2 separate regions of the Mus musculus genome follow, and region 1 is linked to region 2. The links are chromatin loops, found by intact Hi-C in ENCODE. Cell type or tissue: left cerebral cortex. All regions are shown on one strand. Each heading gives the region's core, and the rest is flanking DNA. Links, peaks and the distances in the headings are about the cores only.

Evidence for each region. A loop is a pair of places that touch in the nucleus more often than their neighbours do. Peaks named below come from ENCODE experiments on the same cell type or tissue, not always from the same donor. Only the 100,000 strongest peaks of a DNase experiment are listed, where the experiment ranks them.
Region 1: a loop joins it to region 2, with 3 times the contacts of the local background. A loop is called at or near these places in 2 of 42 quality-filtered maps.

What each region holds. Positions count from the first base shown.
Region 1 is chr6:36,600,009-36,610,510 of GRCm38, forward strand. No RefSeq gene overlaps it. Among named protein-coding and RNA genes, the nearest start is that of Mir490, 180 kb to the left of the region's middle. In left cerebral cortex, for the core only: no CTCF peak of the experiment used is centred there; DNase peaks (open chromatin) are centred at 4,999, 5,956, 8,546 and 8,783; H3K27ac peaks cover 912 bases.
Region 2 is chr6:36,807,589-36,818,090 of GRCm38, forward strand. Ptn (pleiotrophin) reads right to left here and starts at 2,591. Exons shown (of 5, transcript NM_008973.3): 1 at 2,306-2,591. In left cerebral cortex, for the core only: CTCF peaks have their summits at 1,747, 2,491 and 5,377; DNase peaks (open chromatin) are centred at 1,892, 2,532, 3,030 and 8,605; H3K4me3 peaks cover 1,258 bases; H3K27ac peaks cover 2,613 bases.

The DNA.
Region 1 (10,502 bases), core at 1,680-9,679, 210 kb before region 2:
AAAAGGTTCAAATACAAAGTTACTACTTCTTTATACTTATACTTTATACTTATTTTTTAGACTACTGATAAAATTAGTTATGTTTGATGATTTTAGGATCACTTCTTTGAATTGATTAATACTTTAAGTCAAACAGAAAAGATATAAAATGGGTCCATGACAGACGAGAACACAGGACACAACTGACAAGAAAAACTGTTCTTTCCAAATGTCAGAACTATTTCTGAATTGCTTCAAGCTAAATTTTACTCAAAGAGTAAATTTATTTCAACTTTGCAGGGTATTCTTGGCTAAAGATAATTATTCATTCTAATGGAAATTTACCACCTTCGGCAGGCATGGATCAGAAATCTTGGTGGGAAAAGTCAGCATCTCGACAAGACAGCAGGTATGTGGTTGTTTCCTGAGGGATGTAACATGGGAAATCTGTCTCCATGTGCCCATCAAAGATGCTGAGTGTGGGCCAAGACAGTGCAAAACTGTAAGCACAGGAAAAGGGCTTTGGAGTGCAGGTGTTGCCTCTCCTTCATGCATAGAAATTATTCAAGGATATTTTATTTTCTGAAGGACAGTGAGACTTCTCTGGGGTTCTGGTGAAGTCTGCCTGGAAAAGACTCTCCTCCCATGTGAGAATATGAGAAACCTCAACAAAACCCCACAATATGTCTTCTTTCTATTGAGAGAGAGAAATACCCACCCCCACTTGATGCCAGAGATAAGTTCCTCTCATCTTTATCCCTGAGTGGCAGAGAGTTCTGTCACATTGGCCAATGATTTAATTTTACATTATAAATCCAAAGGAAAGTGTTTTGACTTGTAGAGATGGGTTAGTTAGTCAGTCAAGTACTGGAAAAGCTTGATGAACTCAGGTCAGATCCCTTAACACTAGTGTAGAAGCTCAGCAAAGTGGCACAAGTTTGTAACCCCAGTGCCTGGGGACAGCCATAGATGGTGTGCCAGTCTGAATGAAAATGGCCCCTGTAGACTCATAGAGAATAAAGCAGTATTGTTGGAAGTGTGGCTTTGTTGGAGTAGGTGTGTCATTATTGGACAAAGTGTGTCGCTGGGGGTGGGCTTTAAGGTTTCAGAAGCTCAAGCCAGGCCTGGTGGCTCACTGTCTCTTCCTGCTGTTACCTCTCCAGCAACAGGTCTGATTGCATGCCGCCATGCTTCCTGCCATGACAATAAGAAACCAAACCTCTGAAACTGTAAGCCAGCCCACTTAAATGTTTTTCTTCATAAGAGTTGCTATAGTCATGGTGTATCTTTACAATAGAAAGCCCAACTAAGACAGAAGTGGTATTTGGAGCTCAAGGGAGAGCTAGCCAAGTTGAAATGATGAGCTCTAAAATCACAGAGAGACCATGTCACGCACACATAGGAATTGGTGAAGAGTAACTGAGTAAGATCTACAGATGTAGTCTGCACACCATACACACACACACACACACACACACACACACACACACACACTAACACTAAAATAAAATAATAATAATAATTAAAATACTTTTTTTTAATGTAGTGTTTTGAGACCCTTCTTCCACCATCTCCATATTTTCTTAGGAAATGTCTCTTGAATGATCCATAACCTCTGCCTGAATTTTAACCAATCACATCAAAAGACTGGTTTTCTTGGTTTCCTCTCCAAAAGTCCCCTATACACTCCCCCCGCCCTGCTCCCCAACCCACCCACTCCTGCTTCCTGGCCCTGGCATTCCCTGTACTGGAGCATATGATCTTCACAAGACCAAGGGCCTCTCTTCCCATTGATGGCCGACTAGGCCATCCTATGCTACATATGCAGCTAGAGACATGAGCTCTGGGGGTATTGGTTAGTTCATATTGTTGTTCCTCCTATAGCATTTGAAATGTAAATGAAGAAATGTCTAATAAAAATGATATATATGCAAACTCAAAAAAAAAAGAAAGGATATGGAGTTGAGAGGGTGGGGAGGTAGGAAGGATCTGGGAGGAGTTGGAGGAGGGGAAATTATGATCAGAACATATTGTAGGAAAACTGTATTTTCAATAAATATGTATACTTATTGTTGATATTTTAAAACATTAAAGTCTTCATATTTCCTTTTGAATTTTAAAAAGAAGATAAAAGAAAATGGTGACAATGAGTTTAAGAAAAAAAAACAAATGAAACACTGAACATTCAAATGTAATTTTTACAAAATGCTTCCTCATTGGTTATGAGATTCTTTTAAAAATATCAATTTATTGCCAGGAAAAAAAAAGACTGGTTTTCATCTTTCAAGTCATTTTTGCTTGATTCTGTTCATCCAACTTGCCTAAACACCAGACCTAAGCATCCACTTACAAGTAGCTTAGCTGTCTAAAATCTACAGTGCTCTCATTGGATTTTGCTAAGTATAGTTATCCTTTTCAAAGAATGTGCCCTCATTTTAAAATTTTCTTTATCCAGTTTTGTTCCCTGCTTTATTGTATTCTACATCAATTTAGCATTATCTAAGCCTAATCAATCAAATAATTTGCATCGTTTTCATTTCTCAATAAACAATTTAAAAAATCAGTCATTGATATAAGCCAGATTCCAGTATATTAATAAGCATAGCGTCGAATTTATATTCATTCTCTTTCCATCGCTACTTTTGGTCTTATGCTCCATCGTTCTCATGTTCAAATAATAAAATTAATCATTATTGCTCTTATTAAAGTATGTACTTTCATGTAAGAGGATTTAAAATAGAAAATAAAGCTACTTCTGACAGCAAAGACAGTTTGGGAGTAGATATATCAGTATTAATATTTGTATTAATTAGATCAGACCATAAATCATATCTCTATATGAATGCTCACAATAAATATCTATCCAATTACGTATGTGGTTAAAGTTACCCATGAAGCAGTGAGGGTCATGGTGATGGTGAAAACTGGGAAGGAAATGAGGAGCGTTCTTTGTAAATGTTCTTTTTCCCATTGTTGTTACTGTTCCTTATCTGACCTTATACCTACATGTCTAGTTCTAGCAGCTAAAATTCCAAGCAGCAGATGAGAATCATACTTTCTTCAACCTACTCCAGATAGAGAGACCAGCAGACCCATTTTGAGGGTCTAAGAAAAGAGGATAAAAGTATATTCAGAAAAACATTATTGCCGGCAGTGGTGGCATACGCCTTTAATTCCAGCACTTGGGAGGCAGAGGCAGGTGGCTTTCTGAGTTCGAGGCCAGCCTGGTCTACAGAATGAGTTCTAGGACAGCCAGGGCTACACAGAGAAACCCTGTCTCAAAAAAAAAAAAAGAAAGAAAGAAAGAAAGAAAGAAAGAAAGAAAGAAAGAAAGAAAGAAAGAAAGAAAGAAAAGAAAAGAAAAGAAAAGAAAAGAAAAGAAAAGAAAAGAAAAGAAAAGAAAAGAAAAGAAAAGAAAAGAAAAAAATATTATTTTAGGAATGATTGTATTAGTTAATAGCTGTATTGTAATGCTGAACAGAAACAAATGAAAGGAGACCACAGCTATTTGGCTCACAGTTTTAAAGGGTTTATTCCATGATCCCAAATTCCTATGAACTTCAGTAGAACATTATAATACAAGGAGGAAAAGGAGAGTCTCAATTTATATTTATCATGAAACAGAGGGAAGAGATTACTGTAAGGGATGAAGGAAAGATATAGAGCCTCCACTAACCCACTTTCTTCAACTAAGTGCCACTTTTCAAGTGTTTTCAGACAAATTAAAACAGTGCTATTAGCTTGGATCAAGAGCTCAACATATGAGCTCATAGGATACATTTCATATTCAAACCATAACAGGCTCCTAGAGCCAAAACCTTTTCCCTAGATTCTCAGGAGGTAGCAAAGGAAACTACCAAAAGCCTGCGATGTAGAGTAGAAAGGACTTTTTTCACAGAGTGACCCTCAACAGTGTGATACTGATGGTGCAAGTGAGAGTCCCGCTGTTCTTAGGAGCCAGTCGGCGTGATAAACCAGATCTGTCAGAAACAATGACATTGAAGCAGTAATAAAGAACATCCTACCTCAAAAGAACTCAGTCATCCCACATGGACTCATGGCAGAATTTCATGAAGAGTTAAAACTATTGACTCCCAAATTATTCTATAAAATACAAAACGAAGGAATGCTTCCAAATAATTTTTTATGCAGCCAACATTACACTAATATCTAAACTAGGAAAAAAAAAAACTTCAACAAAAAATAAAGTGATAGGCCAATCCCCACGATAAACAGAGATGCAAAATTACTCAATAAAGTACATGTAAATACATCAAGATCACCCACCACAATTAGGTTACCATCATCCCAGAGATGCAGAACCTTGCTGTCTCTATAGATGCCTGAAAGTCCCTGAGTAGACCAGGCTACTTTCGAAGCATCAATCTTCTACTTATGTCTTCTAAGTGCTAGGACCAAAGGCATGAAGCATTTCTAGTTACATATACTTCTGTTTATCATTGCTATCAATTTTACTATGTGATTCTCCCATTAAGTAATAGGCAATAATTAACTATAATGGAATAAAAATAGTCAATTTTTTAAATAGTTGAGAGGGTTCTGTGAATATGATTCTCATAAGTAATGCTTCTGGAGCTGGTGGACTGCAGTTCAATCTTGGGTCAGACTAAGAGAAATGTTGCTTAAACTCAGTACAGGAAAGGATTGTTTCGCTACTGCATGAACTAACCAGTTGCCATCTGTAAACTGAATTCTAGGCAAATCAGGAACAACTTGTTTCTGGGAGGACAATAACTAGGCAGCAGAAGCTCCCAGAAGACATTCGGCATAGGGAGTAGACAGCACATGAGTCTGACGTTGGGTCACAGTAGGAATCTTGGGAAGTCTCTTCTGCTTGTTTTCAGAACTATGTAGTGGAAAAGGACGTATCTGTCCTTTGATGCTCCAAAGAGCAAGGACACAAAAAAAGAGCTTCATAGCAATATATGTAGGGTAAAGCACACCTCCTCACTCACAGTAGTGGTGGTGGTAGTGGGTATGTGCGAAGTTTCCCAGACTGGGTTTCCCAGCAGAGGCTCCATGGCCATCTGTTAGAGATATTGCCAAGAAAATTTCTACACCAGGTGGGAGAACCCAGGAATGGATCCCAGATTCCTTTCCAGAGGCAAACACTGTGTTTCTAATTGGGCCAAAGATGCATGGCTTCACTTCACCTGCTTCCAAAAGCCTGGATATAGCACTTTTGGGAGAAAAAAAATGAACTTTGTTCCATACCAAAAAAAATAATAATAAGAGAAAATGAAGGAGAGAGAAGAGAAGAGAAGAGAAGAGAAGAGAGGAGAGGAGAGGAGAGGAGAGGAGAGGAGAGGAGAGGAGAGGAGAGGAGAGGAGAGGGGAGGGGAGGGGAGGGTATAGGGAGGGGGAGGAACTGACTATAAGAAGAACAAGAGAAAGCAGAACAGGAAGATCAAAAGTAAAACCATTCTCTAGGTAATTGCTTAACTGATGGAATGTTCCTGGACTTCTCATACTTGAGATTTTGCTTTGTTTTCTCTTATTTCCTTTTTCTTTGTCTTTTTTCTATCGGAAGACATTGATCTTGAAATTCTCAGGCTTCCATAATTACAGACACAGGGGAAATCCCATGTAGATACATCACTTAACAAAACCATTATTTCTCTCTGTGTGAGGATTTTGGACAGGATTAATAGAAGAGTATGTTGACACACCTTGACTTTTTGCAGTTTAGTGGTTACCTGTATGTTAGTGTGTACCTTCTATTCTGGGCTTGTCTATGCCACTCCCAAAGGCTCGAATCTGGGTTTTCATGGTGCGACATATTGAGTTAAATACATTTCCAACCAGCTTTATAAACATATGTTTTCTCTTTTTAGTATGTAAAATTCTACAGATTTCCACACACATTTGATTCTGCCTAAATTGGGAGGAATTTTTCCTTCCTTTTGGCAAATTTCCTCAGTCACTGGGATTTGTACAGAAGTAATGCCAGACTTACTCAGTGTGGCAAACTTGTGTTTGTGCAACAAGCTTATCATCCACAATGAACACATGGCTTTTAGGCACAGAAATTAATCAGTGCTGGAGAGACGTCCTGGCATAGGCTCCAGGATGCCTGCTTGCATAAGCCTGCATTTGGGATCGATTATACAAAGCAGGAGCCAGAGCTACAGAACACAGAATCCCAAACACAGTTATCTCTTAGCCTCAAGCTTTTCATAAAGTGCCTAACCACTTGCAGGAAAATAGAAATATGAGTAGTTAAAATTTGGTTAGTAATGAAACTTCTTCATGGTCGTTATATAAGAATCAAAGGCAATATTATATGTGAAAATAAATAATATATACCCTTCCTTATTAAAAAATAAAAACCAACTTGAAGTGGTTTCTAGTGGAATCTAAATATAAGAGGGCAACTATAAATTCAAAGTAATAGAGTCCAAATAGTATGGATACCTAATGTGAATACTGTGATGTTTGTTGCTGGATTTTAATAAAATTATATACAATAATTATTTCAGTTGATTCATGAAAAATCACCAAATCAGTCCAAAAAATACATTATGTTTGTTTAAACTGCTCAAGAGTCACAATTAGCCCTTAGATGAGGGTGGTAGAGGCTCTTTTTCTGTGGATATCTCAAAATAGAGCAACTCCCTGTCATGTTGAATCGGAGAGCCTTCTCAATAACTTACTTTACAGTCTGACCATGTCACATTGGAGAGATGTAGTCTAAATAAATCCAAAACAATCATCAGGGAATCTCGTTGGCTGGACTTGAACACACTGAAATGTGCCAGGATAAATGAATTGGCTGTTGCCTACCAGTGAAGCACTTTGCAAATTGCAAAGCATTTTGTAAATAGAAGTGACAGTAAATTTTATCACTACCATGCCTTTTGAAGCCAGGTGGATATAAAGGAGGCTTAATAGAATCATAACTTCAAATAATAAATAATAATAATAAATAATAATAAATAACAAGCCTAAAGAAAATCTTATTTACCTTTTGTTTTTCTTTTGTTGGGAAACAAACATGTCCCCAAACATATATGTCTCTATGTCCACATCTAAACTAGGAGAAGAAGCATTAGCTTAGAAACAGCTTCTATAATAAGTTTGCCTATTACTGACAGCAGTCTATCACAATAACAAGAGACCACTGATTTATGCAGCAGAACCCAAATAGAAAAGAATGCAAATTGTTGAGCAAATTATCTATATAGTTTATTGTGACTATTTGTGGTCCTTTAGAAAGCACTAGCCATTAAAATCAAATCAATATCTCATTGCAAGAGCCCAGAAACCAGACCTCAGCCAATGCAGTACTTTTTTTTTTTTTTTTTTTTTTTTTTTTACAAAATCTTTCAAGGCTTTCCTTGAATTGAGTTTAACTCAAGATGTAGTTATTTAACTGGGGCATCTTCCTTCTGTGAAGATATCCATTTTATTACCATGTTTACTAAAAGCAGAGGAAAGGGTTTTGCTTTGGGGATTCTGTTTTCTTTTTAATTTAAAATGACTCCCTCAAAAATTAATAAAATGATCTTCATTGCTGCTGAGTAAGAGTAGAAAAAAAAATGTTTGCTCGTTAAACATTTTCTCTGGCTCTGCAATGGACCAGACCAAAAAAAATATCTCTGTCTTCAAGGAAAATAACAATGGGTCCAACAGAAAAACCATTCACTCCTATTCACTCAGCAAAGCACCACTCAAGTTGTTCCTTTGCACCAAGAGACTGTCACACAGGTAAACCCACAAAGCATCCCTCGTCATGTCTATCCATTAGATGAAAAAGGTGAATACAGTGACATTAGTAAACATCTGAAAGTCAGAGAGCTGGCTGCACTGCTAATGATAAGGGATCCTGACTCCTGAGCCCAAGCTTTAAATAATATCAAACTAGATGCTTAGAGCATCCTTGTAGAAGCTCATCAGTAGACAAAAGGTAGGATGTGAAAAAGTGTGTGAGTGTGTGTGTGTGTGAGTGTGTGTGTGTGTGTGTGTGTGTGTGTGTGAGAGAGAGAGAGAGAGAGAGAGAGAGAGAGAGAGAGAGCACATGAAAAGACTTTATGGAGATGATTTAAGCTGAGTCCCCATAGATCACGTGAGACTTGGTCTGCTGGAGGAACAGGGAGAATAAAATGGAGAAAATATTCCAGAGGAACAGACAGTGTATGTCTTCCTCATCTTTGGGCTAGACGTAAATTCGAAGTAAGATATAGAATTAAAAGATGATCGTGAGGAAAAGATCCCACTGTGCATTAAAAACCATGCACCACCAACAGGAATATTGGACACAAAACAAATTCCGTTCATGAGGACAAACAAGCCAGCGTTGGATTACACTGAGGGCTGGAGGTGTAAATCACAGTGAACTGTTGTTCTCTCCTATGATGCGGAATAGATGTCTCTGGATTCTCTGCAGAGTTTAAAGTGCCTTCAAGGACTTTCTCACCTCCACCAGCTTATCCTCCAGCTTTATTTAGTCATCTTATCCAGTGACACTTGAAATATTGTCCTAATTAAAGCACTGACACTTTAGGGGTACTGTGAAAATTCTCCTGGAAGCATGCCCTCTTGTCTTTCTCATCATGAAACCAGGAAAAGGGTTTAGAGACTCATCATGTTTTGAATCTTTTTCAAGCCTCTGGTAATTCACAGCGTCATCTTTCCCGTGGATGATTGTCAGATCCGAGGTGAGGGATCACAGCACAAGACACAAAGGTCAACTTTTGTGGCATTTTTATGCTTTTCAAAATTTCCATAAGAAGATAAACGCTGAAGGATCAGTGGTCTAAACAGCTTGGACACCCACTGCTGCCTCACAGGCGTGTGAAATGCCTCCGTCTGACTCATGATTAGAGATGTAAAATTGTCATCTTGCTCAGGATTAGAGCTTGACATTAAAAGTATTTATAACGCTTGTGAACAGAAACTGTGGGCTTGGCAAAGCTTCGCTGGAAAAACAGAATTCTTGAGAAGAAATTCCTGCAGGTTAAAAAGGGTTCTGGGCAAAATATCTAAATATGGAGGGAATAGTCTAACTACTGTGACATCTTCTAATTATTTACACATATTTTTAAGAGTGCCTTATCTATTTACAAAGGAAAATCATTCTATGTTTCTTCTCTTCCTGTCCTGCAGCATTGTAAAACTATTCCTACTTTTTCTCTAGCTGGTAATCCGGTTGTTATATTGATATATACTGTGAATTTTCTTAAGTGGTTTAGAGATATTTATGAAATGCTTATAGACAGGCTGCTAAGTTATGTATCTAACCCTGAGAGAAATATGGTTTCTGTAAAATTATAAATAATGATAACTCTGGAATCAAGCAAATACTGCTATAACCCCCCCCCCAAAAAAATATGCAGGTAATGCCGTGTTCTTATTTCATGACTGTGGGGAACCTGGGCGTGAAATAAGTTGCCCAGAAGCAGAGGGAAAACTTAGTCTCTGAATTGCTGCGTGGCTCTCATTTTCCACATGTGCAACAGATGAGATGCAGCACAACCTAGCAATTAATATAGGAATTTCCAGGATTTTTTTAATAAATAAAACATAGAGAAAGAGAATCCCCATCAAACCCTGGTGATTTTACAGATACGTTTGTATTCGTTGTGTTTCAGACGTAGGCTTTTACTTAAAGAAAGCTCAAATACTTTTAGAAAGAAACCCAGTTAAATTTCCCAAGTCATGAGCTGGGCAAGATATGTTTGCTGATGTGACCGCTGAATCAGTTTTCACAAAGGTTTTTCAACTCAGTATTTGTTGACTGATAATGGCAGCTGGTTTATTTTTCTCTTCCAGCAAAGGGATTTCATATGACCACATGAGGTCATTTCAAGAAAACAGCTCCTGCTTCTTAGCACTTCATTAAATAAAAACATGACTACTCATTTAGGAAAGATGAATTCAGAATCTTTAACTTGGACGAATTTAATTTCATAGAAGACTAATCAAATGTCCCTGCGTTTATTCCTCATTTTTGTTAAAAACCCTTCCAATGCACTCCATTGTTTAGGAGGCCAGCACTTGTATTCACTACACAGATCATCCCAAAAGAACCCAGTTATTGTCTGGGGCTTGTGTTATGTGGTGCAGGAAGAGGCAGAGTTTGGTTATGAGAGGGGTTACGTGAATCTTTTTCTCACTATGCATATCCTTCTCATGCTATGTCTTAACATAAATCACATTTATGCTCAATTGTGCATAGACATAAGATGGTCAATAAGGTATTTTCTCTAAAAGTTTTATTTGGGAAACAGCTTTACCTTATTGAATATGCACCTCCTAAACTAGTCCAAATCAGATGAGACTTCATCCTTTCAGACATAGAAAAATCAGGAATATGTTAAAATTAAAATGCCCTAGTTTTCTGGTAATTAAGGGAAGAGAAATTTATTTCTCTGTTCAGAGTAAGGCAAATTTTCAGCTTATCATAGGTAGAATTTCTAGGTTATTAGCAGATTTCTAACTGAATGGTTCATGTTATGATGTCAAAACTAGGAGCTAACCCCAAGACAATGCAAGGTTAAAAA
Region 2 (10,502 bases), core at 1,645-9,644:
TGGAGACCAGCCTGGTCTACATCGTGAGTTCCAGTACAGCCAAGACTACATAGAGAAACTCTGTCTTGAACAATAATAATAAAATAAAAAAAGAAAGAAAGAAAGAAAGAGAGAGAGAGAGAGAGAGAGAGAGAAAGGAAGGAAGGAAGGAAGGAAGGAAGGAAGGAAGGAAGGAAGGAAGGAAGGAAAAGGAAGGAAGGAAACAATGAAAGATACAAAGAAAGAAAAAAAACCATAAAACTTTCACTAAACAGGTAAGATCAGGTCCCCAGTGTCCTAGAAAGGGGTTCTGAAATACAGACAATTAAATATTATATAATACATATAATACAATATGCAGTCAAATATATTCTATTCTCATCCCCTATGGGATATAATTTAGGGATCAGATGACTAAAACATCATGTTAACAGTAGGTCTGTCTCGCCCACAGCTCTACCCCTGAGAATATAAGTGTTTGTGCCTCAGACAAACACTTGAATCCACACTCTAAAGGGGCTACAGTTTACACACAGCTGGTGTGGGGTGTGGGAAAAGCATTGCACATACAAGCAGTCCACTCAGTGAGGAAGACCTGGGTCTATGAGCAGCAGGAGAAAGATTACCTTCTTCAAAAGACTTTAATTCTGATGAGAGAATTTTTAAAAGTTCCTTACAGTTCAAAAGCATGGTATTGGGGTTTTAAAATAAAATGATTTCATTTTGATAAGAAACAACCACTATTGGTGGTCTGAAATTACACAGGGCCCAAAGAGGAGTGGGAGGGCACCTGAGTTTCCCTTGAATTTAACTGGACTATAAGTGTTTCTAATGACTTGGCCTTGAAGGCACATAATTTACTTTAAAAGGGACATAATGAGTCTGGCAAACACCAGCCTTCTGTGCTGTGTTGGCTGACTTCTCTTTTGTTTCGCTCTCATTACCTTTTAATATTCTCACAGAACAATTCATTCCCAGATGATCAAAGGGCCCAAATGGGCTGGACCGTTTCATCAGCTCCACGTTTGCCTGGGATCGTGAAATTGCTCCATTATGTTGTTAGTTCAAAAGCTTTTCTTTGGTAGTTCCTGAAGTGCCTCCCAGGCCCTTCCTTCCAACACACACACACCACACACACACACACACACACACACACACACACACACACACACACACACACTTTTTAAACTATGCCTGGTAGTTTCAAGAGGAAAGATGCTGACCCACTAGAACTCTGTTACTTTGTTCTCCCCTGAAGTGTGCATTCCTTCTGTGAGGCACCCACTCTACTTCTGAAGTCTCGCTCTGCTCCTACAGCTCCAAAGTCCTTATTACTAAGGAGACAAGAACTAGTTAGCAATCTGTATGTGAGTTACATGTGTGCTCTTGTATTTATATGCCACATCAGATCCCATAGAAGTGTGTGTGTGTGTGTGTGTGTGTGCGTGTGTGTGTGCATGTGTGTGTGCGCATGCACACACACATATTTTAGAAGAGAGGAAAGGTTATGTTTTATGCACAAAAGAAGTGACTTTTCTTCTCAAAATATATTATGGAAACAACTGGAATATCACCTCAGAAATTCCGGGTGTCTGCCAAACTCGTCTTTACCACAACCCTGGCTTATTTGGATACAACTGAAAACGTAAGTGCTTCTATGCCAGTTGGCATCCCAACCAAGCAAAGGTAGACTCCAAAGTGTGCCTTTGAAACTTTGGACTGAACTGTTTCTAGAAGCGTTTCTGGGCTCGTGGGCAGGCTAGGGAGTGCAGGCTGCTCTGGCGGAGATGTTTCTCCATCAGCAGACACAGGAGGGGCAGGCTGCCAGGCATGTACCACACCTAGAGCGGGCAGCAATTGGCAGTTGGCAAGCTCTAGGGCAACCTGAGAAGTGGAGGTAGGAAATGAGACCTGTCTACTGATACACCCTTTCTTCTCTCTCATGCCTACTGGGCCAGACACACCCACCAAAGCTCCAGGTTTTACAAAGAGCACAAATGTGCCCTCTCCCGCGCTTTGCATGCTCTGGCAGGTAGCAGGAATTCGGTCCCCATGCACTCTCCACAGCCCAAAAGCTGCTTTCCTTCTTCCCATCCAAGCACATGCTAGGTTACTTAGCTCATTCCCCCCAAAATTTCCTTTCGGCTGTTTTGCCTTCTGGAGCAAGTCCGTTTTTAAAAGCAGTCCTATTTAGCGGACTCCAGGCAGCCTCTCTCCTGCTCCAACCCCCTCCACGTACTGCAGGCTACCAGAAAAGTGGCTTTGGGGGGTAGGCACACTGCACCAGAGACCCTTTGGAGAAAACCACAGGGTATCTTGCACTTACTTTGGCTTGCAGAGGTCCTCGCTGACTAGCTGGCTGCCTTTGTTGCAAAGTGCGGGCGAGGTTTCTGCAGACTCCAGGTATCGCTGGCTGATGCTCCTGCCTGGGCGGCTGCGCTCTGCTCTCCCCCCTTCTGGATGGATGACTCAGTGCTTTCTTTCTTCCCCTCTCTCCACTTTGGGTTTTCTTGTGCTCTGGGGCTTCCTTGGCGGGATATTTGGACGGGTAGGCGGGGAACCTGATCCTGCCTTCACTCAACTACACCCTGCCGGGGAGGGAAATAGAGAATGGGAGGGACGAGAGAGGGCAGAGAGAAGAAGCAGGCTGTGCGAGGGAGGAGGGGAGTGCTTTGCCCCCGAAATCTGATTGGGAAGCTTATGAAAAGCAGGCTACTCTGGGGGCAGTCTTTCCCCAAACGGATCTGTGTAGAAAGACCATGGGTTATAAGACCGTTTGTTCTTAGCACCCACCCAGCACCATATTTTTTGTACAAACTCCCAAGAACCATGTTTTTCTCCCCCTCCCATGGGTCCATAGCTCGGCTTATCAAGCTGGATATCTTAATTGGAAAATTGACAGCATTTTAAACTACAGTTTTGGTACAGCTTTAAACACACACACACACACACACACACACACACACACACACACACACACACACACACACACGATATTCTATTCGAGATTGGGGGAGCCATGTGCAAAGGCAGCTGTCCCTTGCTCTCCGCCCCTAAAGGCCTCCCTGCAGGGAGTCCCTGCTAACTTCAGCTGACAGTTGCAGCTCACCTCCAGTCACAAAGCTGCAAAGCAGTTTTTTCTGGGTTGTCACTAGGAGTGACAGATCTCTGAAATTTCCCAATTAAATGTCACTTTCCTTTAGGGAATTTTTCCATTCTTGGCTTCTTCGATGCCTTCGGGTCACATATTTTGTGGCATGCTCTTGGCAAAGAACACAGGGGGGTAATCAGTGTGGCTCAAGCTCTGGGGTTTGTAAGAATTAGAGTGGGCTTCCTGGCTTCCTGAGACCTTCCTCTCCTTTAACCAAGGAGAGCAAAGTGACAGTTTTGAGTCACACATAGAAACTGACCAGAAAAGATGGAGTAAAACCCCAATTTGCCCAAACACGGTCAAATTATAAAACTGGCTCCAATTTCTCACCAAAGATACATCTCTTCAACTCAACTTACAGATCCTATGGATTCCGTAGGGTGTTTTAAGCCCTCACATCTTAAGACCACTCCTTTCCTAAAATTACAGCCATTGGTTATGGCAAGTGGTTTTAAGGACTAGGAGTCTTCTATTGGCTGTTACCTGTACCAATGTCCAAGAGTAATCGAGGGACAAAGGTGACCCTGCAGGAGTAGAGCTTTTAGTCCACTAATCTTCGTTTCTGCCCCTCCCCCCACCCCGCCCTCCAACGAAAAAATGGACAGAAATTCACATTTACACCTGATCTGTATTCTTTACAGTCTCTTCTGCTAAACCACCTTTCCACACACAAATTGCACATGCCTTCCTCAAGACCAACTCCCAGGCTATGCACATCCCTGTTTGAAAGTTCATCTTTGCCATGAAACAGTCCATGTGAGTGTTCATCTGGTGTCACCTGTGTACATCATGAACTACTCATAAGCTTTCTTTACTGTGAGAAAAGTTCACCATTTCCTACAGTTCCACAGTGAGCTAAGAAGATGACAGAAAGACTTTCCTTTTTGCCCCTTAATTTTATCTTCATCTTTAGCATATTCCTACTGTCAGTTCAGTAGACCATGCCAGATTAATTATGGTGCTTGTTTCTGGTGTTGGTAAAGCAAGCATGAGAGTCTCATGATGTCAGTTCTATCTCATTTGCTGCTTCAACATATAACATTTTGATTAAAAAGGTATATGTAAAAATTAATTACATCTGTGGTTCTCAAGTGAGAGCAGTTTTATCCTCTAGGAGACAGTTGGTAATGTCTGGAGTCGTTTTCAGTTATCACCACTTGAGGGAAGATAGGACATATCCCGTCAGTCCTCTGGTGAATAGAATGCTACTTAAACATCCTATAGACACCTCTCTATGGCTCAGTGAATACAGTGCTTTCTATGTAAGTATAGGGCTGGAGTTTGAATCCCTAGGACTCACAAAACAACTTAGGCATGCTTGGTGGTCTATTTGTAAGCCTGTAATCCCAGCACTTGGGAAGCAGGATCAGGGGCTTCTTGGAAAACATTGATTAGCTAGTTTACCCAAATCAGTAAGCTCAAGTGATATCGTCTTCTAACCTCATGCACACATATACATACACACATGCATGGGTGTGGGTATGCACACATGTGAGCCTGCCTTAACATATGGACAATACTCACTCACACACAAATTAGTTCTCCCAAAATCTAAATAGGGTCAAGACTGAGAAGCACTGGTGACATTATTTTCCATGGTATTTTGAAAACATGGAAAACACAAAAAGAGTATTTCTTTTCATAAGTACAAATCTATAACAAGTCAATACGTTGCACTTTAAGTCAACAGAGTATTTTCGCTAACGCTTAAATAAAACACTATTAGCGCCTCCTGAGATGCCCTACTTCAAGTTCACAAGTCATAGGAATATTGATTCCAGATTTCTATTTATTTCTCTCACTTGTCTATTGTTGGTAAGCACTTAAGTATTTGACTGGATAGAACCCTGAAGAAAAATGTTAAAATATTGATGTGCAGAAAACGTATGTATGTTCTCCATTAACAAATTAAAATCAGGGACAAAATAATGTGGTTAGCGGCTTGAAAACATATGCTGTTGGGAGACATAAATTTCAGAGATTAAATTTTGAGTGGTGACCTAAAAATATGGAGGAAAGTGGTCATGTAAAAACCAAGAAGAGCTTCCAAGCAAAAAGGGTGCCAACTAGCCCAGCTGGAGAGTTAGCAGAAGGCTCAGCTCATGGGAGGCTACTTCCACTGTAAGCAACTGAACTTTACTCCAAATGGCACAGGTGCCACTGAGAAACGACAAACTCTGACTGGTTTCACAGGGTCCCTCAGCTGGGGTGCAGACTCAGCACAGGAGAGCAAGAATATACCCAGAGTCCCCAGTAGGAGGTTCTGTGATTCTTCCATGACTAAATTTCTCCTCCTGCCCTCCTGCTGGGAGAAACTAACTCCAAAAGCTCTTGCTCTTCAAAGCTCCCAACATTACTGGCTTCTCTGCCTTGCTCAGCCTCTGCAGGTGAAATGAATGACCCCTGGTACACACATTACCAGGCTAACATGCAATTAATGGGAGGTGATTTGAAACCAGGGAAACTGTTATGGCTTACAGTTGTTTGGAAAACGAGGCCACCAATCCCTCAGTGACAGATACCAGGAGGCAGCAGATTTCCTGGACATTCCGCTTGACCGAGGTGTTTGGATTCTCAGTTACCACTCTCCGCTTAACCCATCTCCCTGGAATGCAAAGGAAATTCATCAAGCTACCACAACTCGAAGGCAGTCCCAGGAACATGTCTAACGAAATATATTGTGTGGTTAGTTGCTTTTTGAATCCTGCCTCTTCTCTTTGCCAGCATTGTCTATCAGGCTAAGTGACCAAATAAGCAGATTGTATTCCTTAGACTTTCACCCTGTGAAAAATATCTGGAATTAACTACTTAAGAAAAATTTAGCCTATATGTTTCACATATTAAAATCATACCAGTCAGTCGCTGATTAATCTAAGTAGCTTGAGATAGCGCCCCCCAAGCCTTTTGGTCCTTCCTTACAGAAAACTGTAGACAATAGCTTCCAGACTGTCAAAGCAACACAGAAGAACAAGTGTCATCAGGGGTATCACTCAAACAGACAGAAAACATCAGGTCCAAAATACCCAGTGTGTGTGTGTGTGTGTGTGTGTGTGTGTGTGTGTGTGTGTGAATGTGCGTGTGTGTTGTCCTTATTGTGTGTTCTTGTCAGTGTGGACATATGAACACGTAATGTACAGCTATGCTTTCCTGTGAAGGTCCATGGACACTGCTGGGGCTTTGTCCTTGACTATGTTCCACCTTTAGTTTTAGAAACAAGTTCTCTCTCAACAAACCTGAAGCTTATCAGTTCACCCAGGCTCTCTGGCCAATGAGCTTCACAGATTCACCTTTCTCAGCTTACCCCATGCTGGGCTTACAGGACTGCACCACCACCACCCCAGCCTCAGTGTGGGCTCTAGGGGTTCAAGCTTGTGTCCTTGTGCTCTTGAGAAAGGCACTTTTCCAGCTGAGTCATCTCTCCAAGCCCCAGATCCCACATCATAAAACAACAAAATCCACAGAAGAACAATCCCATGAACATGGCTGTGACAGCTAAAGTCCATATCATCGTGTCAATGTAGGCAATTTATAAACCGTATAAAACTGTATAGCAAAGTTTGATTTCATGTCAAATTCAAATGCTTATCTCATCAGCATGGCCAAGTACCTGGCAAGAGCAACTTAAGTGAGAAGTTTATTTGGCCTATGGTTGGGAGATTTTAGTCCATCATGGTGGTGAAGGAAGGACCAAACAGCTCAGTGTGTGTCACCAGGAATGTGAGGCCACTGTCACTACATTTTATGGTCTGCAGAAAGCAGAAAACATTCTGGGTGCACCACTTTGTACTTTCGCACTTCATTCAAGGCCTGAGCGTTATAGTCAGAAAGGCCCCAGAAGTCTCCAAAACAACTAATGCTACTGCCATCGCCTTTGGTTACCTGTCATGACTACACAGCAAAATCCAAGTTACAGGGGAAAACACAGATCAGTGGTGTTACATAGTGCAGGATTATGTGTATGCTATATAATGGCTCACCACCATTTGTAACTCCAATGTCAGAGCATCAGATGCCTTCTTACATCTGTAGGTGTCACCAGTGCATCTGGTACATGGACATACATACAGGCAAAACACCCTTACATATTAAATACAAATAAATAAATCTTTTTTAAAAGTAACCAAGAAAAACAACAAAGTAATTCTGGAAGTATAAATAAATGTTCCCAGAATATATGTGTGACAAAATTATAACCTGGGATTTTCTTAAATATCTCATAAAACTCTCAATATCTCATAATCAGAAGTCAGTTGCCGGGCGTGGTGGCGCATGCCTTTAATCCCAGCACTCGGGACGTAGAGGCAGGAGGATTTCTGAGTTCGAGGCCAGCCTGTTCTACAGAGTGAGTTCCAGGACAGCCAGGGCTATACAGAGAAACCTTGTCTTGAAAAACCAAAAGAAGAAGAAGAAGGGGAGAGAAGGAGGAAGGGGGAGAGGAGGAGGGGGAGGAGGGGGAGGAAGAAGAGGAGGAAGAAGAGGAAGGAGGAGACAATCAATGCTCTGAAAACTGGGCAAATGATTTGGACAACCTTAAGGGAGAATAGATAAATGCCCATAAGTACCTGAAAAATATCTAATTATATTTGATCCATCTCAGAAATGCAAACTAAAACTCTAATGAGCTTTTAACTGCACTTACCAGCAAAGAACTACCATTTAAAGACTGCCAACCCTAAAAAAACAACACAACCACTCTGAGAGACAGTATGGCAGCTTCTTATAAATTAAGTATGAATCTAGCATATAGTCAGGCTTTAACATTAGACTTTTCATTGTTAGGTAGCCGCTCAAGAGAAAAATATGTCATACAGAAAGATTTGTGCATAAATGTCCATAGCATCTTTATTCATCATAGCTCAAAACAAGAGGCAGATGATGTATCATTAAAATGTCGTACAGCTATTGAATATTATTCCACAATAAACAACAGCTAGCAATGCAACAAAGTGAATTAATTTTAAAAGCATAATGAATGAGAAGAATTTCAACACTTAGCACATGCACTGTGACTCTAATATCTGATATTCTACAAAAAGAAATTTCAATCTATGTGGCTAAAAGAGACATCAGTGTTTGCTTGGCCTTGACAGTTGGAAGTCAGGAGAAACAATCAGAATAGCAAAGAGTCTGTCAATGTGGTGGCTATGTAGGACATTTTTCAAAATGTCATCAAGCTGTAAAGTTAAAATAGGTTCATTTGATTGTACATAGTTAACTACAATAGAGAGTTGTGGGTTTGTTTGTTTGTTTGTTTTAATTATCACATTAAATTCTGGGCCAAACACTGCATTAAGTAGAGACTGTGTGTAAAGAAAAATATATATACATTATGAAGTAACATGTCCTTTAAGATTCAAATGAATCTATTTTAACTTCACAGCTTAATGACTTTTGAAAAATGTCCTATGCAGCCACCTCTTCAACGGACCAGTTGCTAATTCTGAATCATTTCTCAGTTCCAGCTGGCAGGCCTAAGCCAACACTCATGTCACATTGCATGTGCTAAGTGTTGGTGTTTTTTCATTCATTCTGTTTTTGAAGTTGATTCATTTTAAGGACATACATTCCCTTTCAACAACTGCAGCAACAAAACCGTGTTCTAGGATGTTGACAAGTAGCAGCTTCACTTGAACTATTCACTTTTATTTACTTATTTCAAAAACTAGATTTTAGTGTCTAACATTGAGAGCTAGTGAATTGACAGTCAACAAGGAAGAATGTAACTGTAGTTTAGTTCTCTGTTACTGTGATAAAATGATGACCAAAGCCAGCTTGGAAGAGGAAAGGATTTGTTTCAGTGAGTATATCATAGCTCTTCCCTTAGGAAAACCATACAGGAACTCAAGGCAGGAACCTGGAGGCAGGAACCGAAGCAGAGGAATGCTTGGCCATGGACCAGAGGCCATGGAGGAATGGTATCAAAGACTGTAGTGGGCTCAACCCTCCCTTATCAATTATTAATTGATAAAGTGCTCTACAGAATTGCCATTGGCCAGTCTGATGGGGGCAGTTTCTCAATTGAAATGTCCTCTTCCAAAATTATTCAGTCAAGCTGACAAATCAAAACAAAAACAAAACAAAAAGTCTCTAAGCAGCACAGTTATCAAGGGTGTCCGTTATGTCCCACGACTGACTCACCCAGAGTGACAGGCCCTGCCTGCCAAAAGATGACACATTACTAACACATGATTTTGACTTTAAATCAAAAGACTGCTCCATCAGTTAAAAGGAAAAGCCACCAAACCTTAGGATAAACATAAGGAGACAGGATAGCCTCAAGCAGAGGGGTTGGGAGTATCATGAAGTCTATTTTGCGGTGGGTATTGAAACTGCCTTTGCTATTGATAACACAAAGACATGGGAACACTCCAAGCTCCAGATTGACTTAATGCAAATCATATGTAGAGAGGCAAATTTGGCATATGTAGAAAACATGGAGACAGCAGCCTAAAAGGATAAAAATGCAAAAAGTGGTTGGTATATCGTCAGGCTTCCATTTGTGAATCTGAACTTCCATAGCATCAGGATATAATGTACTTGGAAAACAGCATCTAAAATCTGGTCCTTCCTAATACACATATGTCTTTATAGAGCCTAGTGTGCTGTTTCTATCAAAGCCAGTGACACTTCTCTGTGGCCTCTGAACACTGCCTCCTGCCCGATTCCTCCTTCACCACGGCATGCTTCTACCATGACCCCGCCCATAGAGCAGCCTGAGCATCAATATCACTTCTCAAGATCACTACTTACTGAGTCAAACAAATGGTTGTCAGTTGGAAGGAATGCAGACACAGGAAGAGGGTCAAAAATGAGCAGCCAAGTCTCCTTGCTCTGCTGTGGAACATGTTCTGACTTTAGGTAAAAGAGCAATGGCTCTGGACCTTCATTTTTTTCTCTGACAGGTGAGACTAGCAGCTTTTAACTTTCCATTAAGTGTTGGGATTTGATATTTCATAACTGTGGGGAATTAGACATCCCTAAAGAAGATGTGTCCACAAAAGTACCTCTTACTTTGACTTCCAATCCTTACAGTCTTCTCCTATCAGTGTTTCTCAACTGGTGGGTTATGACCCCTTTGGGGGATTCAAACAACTCTTTCACATGGCTCGCCTAAGAACATCAGAAGTGTCAGATGTTTACATTATGATTCATAACTGGCAGATTGAAGTAACAAGGAAAATAATTGTTATGATTGGGGGTCCCCACAACATAAGGAGCTGTATTTAAGGGATTTAGCATTAGGAAGGTGGGGACTAACTGCTGTGTTAGATGATCAAGCGTGGCAACGATGCTGTTCCTCGGAATCCTGTAAGTTTGCAGAATTTTCCCATGTATTCATCATTTAGCACACACCATGACCTGTATGAAGATG